Regions from separate parts of the Homo sapiens genome. Here all the other regions are linked to region 1. A link is a contact called in ENCODE Hi-C or POLR2A ChIA-PET data. All regions are on one chromosome and are shown on one strand. Each heading gives the region's core, a stretch centred on a gene start or an enhancer-like site at or near the end of the contact. The rest is flanking DNA. Distances are from core to core; before and after follow the strand shown. Region 1 holds the start of DMXL1 (Dmx like 1). Region 2 holds the start of SLC12A2 (solute carrier family 12 member 2). Region 3 holds the start of EPB41L4A-AS1 (EPB41L4A antisense RNA 1). Region 4 holds the start of YTHDC2 (YTH N6-methyladenosine RNA binding protein C2).

The links. Hi-C counts contacts between places; a loop is a spot of excess contacts on that map. ChIA-PET counts read pairs that join two places held with the same protein, here RNA polymerase II (POLR2A). Pooled maps may share reads with other maps.
Region 2: a loop to region 1 is called in a map with no recorded cell type, with 6 times the contacts of the local background. The contact joins the promoter of SLC12A2 here to the promoter of DMXL1 in region 1. A Hi-C loop is called at or near these places in 1 of 37 single-sample maps with no recorded cell type and 3 of 50 pooled maps. POLR2A ChIA-PET finds 5 or more read pairs at or near these places in 1 of 52 experiments (CD4-positive, alpha-beta memory T cell).
Region 3: a pooled map shows a loop between it and region 1 (12-fold over the local background). The contact joins the promoter of EPB41L4A-AS1 here to the promoter of DMXL1 in region 1. A Hi-C loop is called at or near these places in 3 of 50 pooled maps. POLR2A ChIA-PET finds 5 or more read pairs at or near these places in 2 of 52 experiments (Caco-2 and WTC11).
Region 4: a map of CD4-positive, alpha-beta T cell shows a loop between it and region 1 (14-fold over the local background). The contact joins the promoter of YTHDC2 here to the promoter of DMXL1 in region 1. A Hi-C loop is called at or near these places in 1 of 168 maps with a recorded cell type or tissue (CD4-positive, alpha-beta T cell), 1 of 37 single-sample maps with no recorded cell type and 5 of 50 pooled maps.

The regions. Positions count from the first base shown.
Region 1 is chr5:119,069,785-119,072,417 of GRCh38, forward strand. DMXL1 (Dmx like 1) reads left to right here and starts at 1,303. Exons shown (of 44, transcript NM_001290321.3): 1 at 1,303-1,872. The coding sequence starts at 1,786. DMXL1-DT (DMXL1 divergent transcript) reads right to left here and starts at 1,106. Exons shown (of 3, transcript NR_134250.1): 1 at 1,022-1,106. RefSeq lists silencers at 1,070-1,149, 1,460-1,739.
Region 2 is chr5:128,082,474-128,085,106 of GRCh38, forward strand. It overlaps SLC12A2 (solute carrier family 12 member 2), which reads left to right and starts at 1,293. Exons shown (of 27, transcript NM_001046.3): 1 at 1,293-2,237. The coding sequence starts at 1,482. It overlaps SLC12A2-DT (SLC12A2 divergent transcript), which reads right to left and starts at 702. Exons shown (of 4, transcript NR_152813.1): 1 at 497-702. RefSeq lists a silencer at 957-1,786 and an enhancer at 2,277-2,446.
Region 3 is chr5:112,159,276-112,161,775 of GRCh38, forward strand. EPB41L4A-AS1 (EPB41L4A antisense RNA 1) reads left to right here and starts at 1,251. Exons shown (of 3, transcript NR_015370.2): 1 at 1,251-2,020; 2 at 2,428-2,500. It overlaps SNORA13 (small nucleolar RNA, H/ACA box 13), which reads left to right and starts at 2,210; the gene lies at 2,210-2,342. It also overlaps a transcript of EPB41L4A not described here. RefSeq lists enhancers at 1,118-2,317, 1,136-1,345, 1,218-1,950, 1,726-1,825, 1,846-1,895 and 1 more.
Region 4 is chr5:113,512,382-113,515,014 of GRCh38, forward strand. It overlaps YTHDC2 (YTH N6-methyladenosine RNA binding protein C2), which reads left to right and starts at 1,313. Exons shown (of 30, transcript NM_022828.5): 1 at 1,313-1,701. The coding sequence starts at 1,515. It overlaps LOC124901046 (a long non-coding RNA gene), which reads right to left and starts at 1,277. Exons shown (of 2, transcript XR_007058905.1): 1 at 1,050-1,277; 2 at 1-559. RefSeq lists enhancers at 1,069-1,118, 1,115-1,616 and a silencer at 1,569-1,798.

The DNA.
Region 1 (2,633 bases), core at 53-2,552:
CTCCCAACCTCAGGTGATCCCCCCGCCCCCACCTCGACTTACCAAAGTGCTGGGATTACAGGCGTGAGCCATCGTGCCTGGCCTATTGGAGAGTTTTGAGGGTTGTTTGTTTTGAGACGGGATCTCACTCTGTCACCCAGGCTGGAGTGCAACGGGGGTCTTGGCTCACTACAACCTCTGCCTCCCGGGTTCAAGTGATTCTCCTGCCTCAACCTCCCGAGTAGCTGGGATTACAGGTGGGAGCCACCACGCCCGGCTAATTTTTGTATTTTTAGTAGAGAAGGGGGTTTCACTATGTTGGCCAGGCTGGTCTCGAACTCCTGACCTCGTGATTCACCCTCCTCGGCCTCCCAAAGTTCTGGAATAATAGGCGTGAGTCACCGTGCCTGGCCTATTTGGAGAGTTTCTATACACATTCATGCAACATTTACAGAACACCCTGAATGGGTGGGACTGGTGCGGTGCTAGACATTAAGGACAGACTTGTGTCCTGTTCCTCTGTATTCCAAAGAGGCTTACGGTATACAGGGGGAGACATATAAACAGATGTTTGTCAATTATAATACAAAACTTGTGTCAAAATACAATGAGAGTTGAATCTCAGTTTGTAGCTGTGACTCTGATCATTCTGGAATTCCTAGGTTCTTTTCCAAAACAAACGCTCAATGCAGGGCTGGTGTGTTGTTATTACCAGCACTATTTCAAATCACGTGTTAAGATAACTTAGGCTAAGAAAATACCACTTTCCTACTTGTCAAGTGTTCGAGCCTTTCAAAAACCATCCCGTTTAGGGACTTGGAAACACGCGCAAGGCTGGAGAAACCATTAAGCTGCTAACGTAGACGTTTCAAGGGTCACATTTACTCAAGAGACACTCAGGTCGCCCGGGGGAGCGGTGCATATTGGGACTTGTAGTCCTACCAGAACCGAGGAAACTGCAACTCCCTTTAGGATGCACTTCTCCCCTTTAAATTTTCTGGCCCAACAGTTAGATGACGCCCTAACCTAAAGCACAACTTACCACATCTCACTCATTCTGGGTTCATCAGGCTTCTGCCAGGCTTATCAGGTTCAAGCTCAAACGCACGGCGTTCTCCTGTAGAAGCCTCAAAGAGATTGGCTTATTCTCGGTGGTGGGCGGAGCCCTAGGTGGACCGGGGGTCGGGATTGGCCAGTTTCTGACTAGAAGAGGCGTTTTTATGTTCACTTGCTGATACGCACGCTGTGGTAAAAAAGTGAATTCTTTACCACAGTAGCAGCTGCCCCGAGCGAAGTCTCGCGATATTTCGGCCGCAGGGATCCAGAGGCGCGTAGTGAGTGGCGGAGGACTGTGGGGGTGGCGGGCACCGGAGCCGGGAAGGGACAGGTCAGGCGGGGAGTGCGAGCGCGTACTGCTTGCGCCACTCGGGCTGGGTCAGGAGCGGCTGCCCGAGGTCCAGAGGAAGTGTGTGGACAGCGCGGCCTTCCTGGCCGGTGAGTCGGCCCCGGGTCGTGGCCGGTGAGGGGACCCTGAGCTTCACCTGGGCTAGCGCGGGGAGTGACAGGTGCGCGAAGGAGCGCGGCGCTCCGCCCTCTCGCCGACCCGCCCCCTCCGGGCCTCGCCCTCCGGGGCTCGGGATGAGTCGCGGGCCCCAGCTGAGCGGCTCCGGCTCCAGGCGCCTGTCGCTGCTTCTGCCGTCGCCACCGAAGAGCGGCCGCCGCCCCTGAGGGAAGGAGGGAGGGAAGCAGCCGCTGACCCGTGGCATGAGCTGGATGCGGTGTCCGTTGCAGGACTAGGGCGCCGACATGAACCTGCACCAGGTGCTGACCGGGGCTGTGAACCCTGGCGACCACTGCTTCTCCGTGGGCAGCATTGGCGACCAGCGCTTCACGGTGAGTGAGGGAGGCCCTCGCGTCGCCCGTGGCCCGGCCTTTGCCCGTCATTCTGGGCCGAGCTTGGCCCAGAACGACGGGCAGAGGCGCGAGGTCTTGTCTCCCCAGGGGGGTCCTTACCACCCAGAACCCAGCAGACCTGGCCCTTGAGAACTAAGGAAGCAAAACCATGTCGGTCAGTGAGGTACTGTATGGAGCCTGAACTCAAGTTAGAATATTTTGTAGGATTTTTAAAGTTTTTGGTCTGTCTGCCTTGGGCCAGGGTGCTTTGCCAAAGTCGTTTGTTCAAAAATCTTTGTTGAGTAACGAGTTGGGGGCTTTTTTATACCATTCTATAGGTTCAAATTGTCAAATTTAGGAATAGTGGAGATTGGTTTCATTTTGTATTCTAAGTTAAGGTCAAGTATCTTTGTAGTTAAAAAGTGGGTGTCTCAAAACAATTACCAATTGTTTGCCATCAACAACTAGCCTTGAGAACAGTGTTTTTCATTTATTTTCTTTTCTAATTCCCTGAGAAATAACTTCGGAAAGAAAAAAAAGCCTTTTCATTTTTAAAAATATTTCTTGGATATTTTACAATAACCTGGTAATCCCAGGTTAAGGTTGCTTAACTTGCTTTTCATTGGTCACATATTGACAAGAAGAGGGCACCAAATTTCGGGCTACTTGTCAGTATAGTGGCATTTTTCTACCTTAACTATAGGTTTTTTTTTAATAACAATTTCAAAATATAAGTCAGTAATTGCACATGATACTTTTAT
Region 2 (2,633 bases), core at 43-2,542, 9.0 Mb after region 1:
TAAGAAAGTGGGAACACAGTTATATTCCCTTACATTTTACCGAAGAGAAACTAGACCTGCAGAGGAGTACCTTTCTGTTTCTATATAAGCAGAGGAATTCTGCACAACCCAAATCACGCAGAAACCTCCTGGTAAGGACTCCACGGGTAGTTATTGCCGGCATTGTATTCTGAGAGATGAGCTGCATATCACTTTTGGAAATGCCTTAAATTAAAACTCGTCTTGAAACAACATGACGTCTCAAAGAAGCTCCCTTCTCACCTTGGAACATCAGCTTTTAAAATAAAGGTGTCATCAGAAGTGTGTAGACACCCACTGCATCACAACTGGAACTGATCTCTGGTTATGCCAATCTAGGTCTGCCTGGCAGGGTGAGTCTACCGCTCGAAAGCTGCACAGAGGAAATCCTCCCTCCTCCAGGTTCAGGCCCGGAGTTACGAGCGGAGATTCGCGGCGGCGGGTCAGAGCCCAGAGCAAACCAGGCTGGGGAACGCACCTCGCCCGCGGCTCCGGAAGCGGCTGCGGCCCCGACCGGAAAGCCCCCAGCATCGCCCGAAGGAATCGCGGCTGGCCTGCGGCTCCGGCCCGGCCTCGGGTACCACGCGCCTAGTGGGAAGCCGCACTGACGCCTGCAGCATCTCGCGAGATTTCGGGCTCAGCCCAAGTACTGCGAGTTCACCAAAGCGGGGGGAAAAAAAAAAAGCCAGCGTGCGAGAGCCTCTGAAGCCGTGGCTGGGGCGCTGGGGTGGCAGCTGCCGCGGGAGCATCAGCTACCGGCGTGAGGCGAGGCAGGGCACGCGCGCCGTCCGCAGCCCCGTTGCCTGGGCTGCAGGTCCACTGACGCGCGGCCCCTGGGTGGAGAGAGGGGAGGTGGCCTGGGAGCCCGCTCCTTTTCGCCGCAGAGCGCGGCGGGGGAGGGAGGTGAAGGCGTGGGAGGAAGGCGGCGGAAGAGGAGGTAGCCGCGCGGAGATCCTCCCGGCGACATCACTGAGGCGGAGCGTAGCCGCGCCTGCTCCCCGATCGCGCCGTTCGTGCTGCCCGCACTGCCCGAGGCCCTTTGCGGACTGGCTGGCCGCGCTCTTCGCACGGGGCGCTTTTGCGTGGGGTCGCGCAGGAGCCGCGGAGGGCCGGATCGCTGAGGGAGCGTCAGCCGCGCGCCGCTGCGGGACCGCGGGTGGGCGGGCTGAGGGGCGGAGGAGCCTCCGGCCCCGCCTCCCGCGTGCTGCTGCCGGAGCCGCCGCCGCCGCAGCCCCGCCGAGGCTTTAAACAGCGGGGCCCGCCCCGCGCCCGCCACACTCGCGCGCTCGCTCGGCTGCCGGTGGCCTCTGTGGCCGTCCAGGCTAGCGGCGGCCCGCAGGCGGCGGGGAGAAAGACTCTCTCACCTGGTCTTGCGGCTGTGGCCACCGCCGGCCAGGGGTGTGGAGGGCGTGCTGCCGGAGACGTCCGCCGGGCTCTGCAGTTCCGCCGGGGGTCGGGCAGCTATGGAGCCGCGGCCCACGGCGCCCTCCTCCGGCGCCCCGGGACTGGCCGGGGTCGGGGAGACGCCGTCAGCCGCTGCGCTGGCCGCAGCCAGGGTGGAACTGCCCGGCACGGCTGTGCCCTCGGTGCCGGAGGATGCTGCGCCCGCGAGCCGGGACGGCGGCGGGGTCCGCGATGAGGGCCCCGCGGCGGCCGGGGACGGGCTGGGCAGACCCTTGGGGCCCACCCCGAGCCAGAGCCGTTTCCAGGTGGACCTGGTTTCCGAGAACGCCGGGCGGGCCGCTGCTGCGGCGGCGGCGGCGGCGGCGGCAGCGGCGGCGGCTGGTGCTGGGGCGGGGGCCAAGCAGACCCCCGCGGACGGGGAAGCCAGCGGCGAGAGCGAGCCGGCTAAAGGCAGCGAGGAAGCCAAGGGCCGCTTCCGCGTGAACTTCGTGGACCCAGCTGCCTCCTCGTCGGCTGAAGACAGCCTGTCAGATGCTGCCGGGGTCGGAGTCGACGGGCCCAACGTGAGCTTCCAGAACGGCGGGGACACGGTGCTGAGCGAGGGCAGCAGCCTGCACTCCGGCGGCGGCGGCGGCAGTGGGCACCACCAGCACTACTATTATGATACCCACACCAACACCTACTACCTGCGCACCTTCGGCCACAACACCATGGACGCTGTGCCCAGGATCGATCACTACCGGCACACAGCCGCGCAGCTGGGCGAGAAGCTGCTCCGGCCTAGCCTGGCGGAGCTCCACGACGAGCTGGAAAAGGTGAGCTCGCCCAGCCCTCCCTTCTTCCCCAGCCCCTGGTGCATGCCGACCGCGGGATGTGGCTGCAGACTCTTCCCGAGTTGAGGTGGCGGGAGTAGTAGACGTGCACGACTTGCTGGCATCTCTGGATTCAGCTGTCAAGGGTGGAATTGCCGAGGAATGTTAACTTAATCTCTCAAAAGTTTGTAGCGGGTTTGGCTAGTTACGTGATACCGGAGGGCTGCCTCTAACAACCTTCCCCATCCAGTTAGGTATCTCGTGTGCACTTTCTTTCCCACCCACGCTCAACAGTCACCATCCCTCTGAATGACAGTAGTGTTTGTGGGCCCTTTAGAGGAGAATGTGCAGTGAGGATCTCTCGAGAGAGGTTGGAGAGCACCTACCATCTGTGTCGTT
Region 3 (2,500 bases), core at 1-2,500, 6.9 Mb before region 1:
TTCTTTCTTTTATAGAAGTAGGCTTCAAAGAAACAACGAAAGGTGCTAAAACTGGTCTCTGGATGAATCTCTGCTAGGACTTAGAGAAACATGGAGACCTAGTTGTTATCATACAACTTGTCTTGCTGCCACTTGTCCTGTCCCTTCAAGGAGTTATGGTTATCAGGAAAAAAGCCAATTAACAAACTCTGCTTAATTTTTGTGGTGATAATTAATCAACTCTAAGATTTCAGCATAAAATCCCAACACCTTGCCCTGTGTGACAAGACCCTAAGTGCCTTGCTCCTGCCTGGCTCTCCAGCTGCATCTTGTCACTCTACACTCCTTACTCGACTCCAGCCACACTGGCCAAGGCCTGCTGTCTCCAGATCTTGCATAACCGCCTTCACACATCTGCTCGGAGTTCACTTCCAGTCTTCCTATTCCTAGCCCCATGAGCTACTGAACACTTGAAATGTGTCTAGTCTGAACGGAAATGTGCTGGAAGTATAAAATATACACCGGATTTTTATGACTTAGTAGATATAAAAGAAATATCTTATTAATAATCTCATATTGATTGCCTGTTGAAATATTTAAAATATGTTGGGTTATTATTAAAATTAATTTGATCTGTTTCTTTTTACTTTTTTTTTTTTTTTTTTGAGACGGAGTTTCGCCCTTTTGTCCAGGCTGGAGTCAAGTGGCATGATCTCGGCTCACCGCAACCTCCACCCCCACCCCGCCCGGGTTCAAGCCATTTCTCCTGCCTCAGCCTCCCAAGTAGCTGGGATTATAGACGCCCGCCACCAAGCCCAAGTAATTTTTGTATTTTTAGTAGAGACGGGGTTTTGCCATGTTGGCCAGGCTGGTCTTGAACTCCTGACTTCAGGTGATCACCTGCCTCAGCCTGCCAAAGTGCTGGGATTACAGGCATGAGCCACCGCGCCCGGCGTTCTTTTCACATTTTATGTGGCAATTGGAAAATTTAAAATTACACTCATGGCTCACACTGTTTCCATCGGACAGCGCTACCCTATGGCATGACCCTCTTTTGCTGCCCTCCTGGCACTTACATTGTAGAATTTCAGCATCCGGGCTCACTTGGTCAGTGGCCTACTCACCCAAGCAGAATGTACCACAGAAACCTTGCCTGGCTCACCCACACCTGATTCCCAGGCACTCAGGCCAGGGCCTGGAGCATAGTAAGTGCTGACTAAATATCTTTCGAATGAATGACTCTACTCTTCCTCAGCTGGACTCATGAATTCTGTCGGGTCCCAAAATACGTGGTCTAAAGTCCTTTGGGCTCCTGCCGCTGCCAGCACTGATCATATGCTCTTGACCCTGGTCGGGTGGGGGGATGTCTGGATACCTCCTCTGTGGAAAGAACTGGCCACACATCCGCAGAGGTGACTCGGGCTGAGAACCCAGGCTCCTCCTCCCTTTGGTGACACGCCCCTCGGTCCCTCACTGGCACTTCTCCCTCCGGCCACACGGCGGCGTCTCGCCATAGCGCAGCGGCCGATGGTACAGCCCGCTCCCCCCTCGCGCTCTCGGACAGTGGGTCCTTCCACTTGTAGAAAAGCATTGTGGGACGGAAGCCTGTCCTTTCTTCCTTTTGGTGCGAGCTTGCTGTGGTTTTTGCTCTGGGTCCTCTGGGATGGCGCCTGGCTGTGGCCGCGTGGTCTCTCACGCAGGGGCGCCGGGCGGGGGAACGCGGCCACCCTGAGTCTGGTGAGTCGACTGCGGCGGCCTGTGTCCGAAGTGTCCGGGGCCGTGAACAAGGGCAGCGGCCTGGCCTCAGGCCTGCGTTCCCACGTTTGGAAACGGGGAGCTTCGTCGATTTGTGTTTACATCATCGACTATGCCAGGGAGTTCTCCAGATAAGCCTGGTTTTATTTTCGTCAGTGAAAAGGCCTTACCGTATAACTGACTTTATGCTTGCCCTGCCCCCGTATAAAATAACTTAAAAGCAGCGTGCCTGGTTACAGCTGTTTCCACGTGCGGTGCTCGTCGGGAGTGATCACCTACCCTACAGGTGAGTTTTCACGTTCGTGCAAGACCAGTCGCCATTTAAAACGCATCGCATTTCACTTTTCATTATTAAGTCGGATTTTAAATCGTGAGAAAATTTCTCTGAAATGTATTGTCCGTTTTTAGGCTGTAATCGGCATTACTGTCAGCCAGTCAGCAACCTTATGCCATAAAGCCTACCTCACGCAGTGTCAGCCTTTGTGTTGCCCATTCACTTTGGAAACTAGTGAATGTGGTGTCAAAAAAGGCGTAAATTAAACGCTTTGCAGCCTTTTCCTGCCCTTAAATTTGATACCTTTGGTGTAGGAGCTGCATAAGTAACAGTTGCTGCTTTTACGTTTCCACGCGTGATCTTGACCCTGCTAGCCTTAAGTGTATGGTTTCTCTTAGCCAGTTCTAATTTTTGTTCAGGTGGAAGATGGATGCCTGAAGTGTAGACTGCTGCTAGCTGAATACCATCTGGGAGCATAAAGGTGACCTGAAG
Region 4 (2,633 bases), core at 63-2,562, 5.6 Mb before region 1:
CTAAGCTTCTTTACTTTGTGGAAGAAGAATTCTCAGCAGCAAAACAGGCTAAGCCTTAATGCACAAACACCTTTCAAGCCCCTGCTTATCTCGTATTTGCTGATGTCCCAATGGCCAAAGCAAGTTACATAGCCAAAGACAGAGTCCATGTGGGAAGGAAGAATACAAGGGTGTGAACAGAGGAATGTGTGATTCATCAAAGGCCATACCTTTGATGAATTCAACAATTTACCATAATGTTACAAAAAAAAATCTTCCCAAATCTCAGCAGTTTACCACAACTAAGAATTATTTCTTACCCATGTCATATTCCAATGTGGGTTGGTGAGGACACTCTATCACACTCGTTCAGGGAATCGGGAACCTGTTATCTATCTAGTGGTTCCACCGTTGTCTAAGAACTTCCAGAAGACCAGGAAAGACAGAGAAGGGAAGATTCAAGGAAGGTGTTATAGACCAATCCTGGAAGTGGTATACATCAGTTCCAGCAACATTCCAATGGCCGGAACTCAGCCATGTGGCCCCCAGCTAACTGCAGGAGAGTTGGGAAATATAATGCCTAGGAAGAAAAGATACTTCTTGTCACCAAATATTCCGCCCCCTTCTTACCACACACAGAATACACATATACCCTCCCCAGACACCTGGAATTCTATCTAGTCACTGCATCCAGGATCTGTTGTTGATACACAGTCCTCTTTATTAGATCCAGATGTATATCCTCATTGCCAGGTAACTCATGAACTATGTAAATATGTACTACATACCTGCCCCCACTCAGCTACCCTGTGTAGCGTGATAGAGCAAGGGTGGCATACTTGCATTAAAATCTCCCATTCAGAAAAGGGAAGAATGCAAGACACACAACAGTGGCTCATTCTTTAGTATATGTATTTTTTATGATATTTTTCCAAATATTGCATGGGAAATATATACACTAAAAATTATTCGTTTATCTGAAATGCAAATTATTAAGCATTCTGTATTTTTATTTGCTAAATCTGGCAACCCTCCTCCCACTAAAATATAAACTCCATGAAGGTAGGAACCTTGGCTCTCTGGTTCTCCAATGTACATCGAAGGCGTGGCATAATGCCAGGTCCACAGTAGAAGCCCATACATGCTTACTGCAGGAATTAATGAAGGACTAAACGAAGTAGCAAGTGAGTGAATAAGAAGATGAGGAGCGACCCTTGGTGGGCGGCGCGGGAAGAGAACCGCACCATAGCTCCGCAGACAGCCTCCTTTAGGCGCGCAGCGGCGGCCGCGCTGAGGTCACGGGCGCCGGCCCTGGTGACGTCATTACGCCCGCGCTCCTCGCCTGGCCGTGATATCAATGGCGCAGGCTTCACTTCTGCTGTGGCGGTGACTGAGGCCTTTCTGGTGACCTCAGCCCAACACAGGCCGTCTCCGGAGCTTCCCGGTAGTGGCCCCGGATTCCCACGGTCTTTGTCATTGGCTGTCAGCTAGCAGGCCTGGCCGCTCCCGTGCGGAGAGACCATCTCTTCAGGGCAATGTCCAGGCCGAGCAGCGTCTCCCCGCGGCAGCCGGCTCCTGGCGGTGGCGGAGGCGGCGGCCCCTCGCCTTGTGGCCCTGGGGGCGGCGGCCGGGCCAAGGGGCTGAAGGACATTCGCATTGATGAGGAGGTGAAGATCGCAGTCAATATCGCGCTGGAGCGCTTCCGATACGGGGACCAGAGAGGTGAGGTTCCGGACAGGGACCATGCTGGCAGTCAGGATACCCCCCTCACCCCAGCGCCCCCCAAACGGCGGCCCACCGAGTGATGGGGGTGCCTCCGAAGAGGGAGGGAAGACCCGGGCCACCGTCCGGGGCGGGCCTCAGCGGCGGCACCCGGGTCTGGAACGCGGCTGTTGGCCCTGCGGTGGAATGCGAGGTGCTCTGCGGATCAATGGGGTTATGGGCACTTTGCTCCCTAGCTGAAAGTGTTTTTCCCCCGCGTCTTTCAGCAGCCTTGGGCGGTTAAGCCACCGTGTTTCAGATATTGGTTAGCCCTAACCCTTTTTAAGGGGGTGTCACCTAATTGTGGCACGTTTAAGCTACAGATGTAGAAGAGCAGAAAGAAATCAAACATATAAATAAATGCACCAGCAATACGTTTGGACCCTGAAGCATCACGCTACCCACTTAAATTAAACTTGTTTGGCACACGAAGCATCTTCCACACCTCTTGAGGTTAGATAGCCACTTGTCTTGGGTCATATAATGCAGAACCAGCAACTGACCTGCGGTGACCTGTGCAGTCTGTTGAGGGCTCATTCGGACCTGCTGGCTTAGTTAGGGGACCTCTTACTCTGGAATCTTATAGTCCAAAACGGGGAATGTTCTAGACAGAGAGATTCTAAATTCACATTAAAAAAAGAGAAAGCCTCAGCAATATATAACAAATCCCTCTGAAATAGTGAAATACGAATTCTGTACAGTTTTGAAAGCAAAGACAATGGAGTTTCATGTTGAGAATTCATAATATTTGAACATATCTCATCATTGAAGAAAATAAACATTTTGTTAACTAAACAAGTAGGGACCAAGTTAAATATGTTCAGTCATTATACCAACTCAAAATTCCAGAACAAGTAAGAGGAGTCGTTTTTGGTGAATATCAGAGGCCTTTA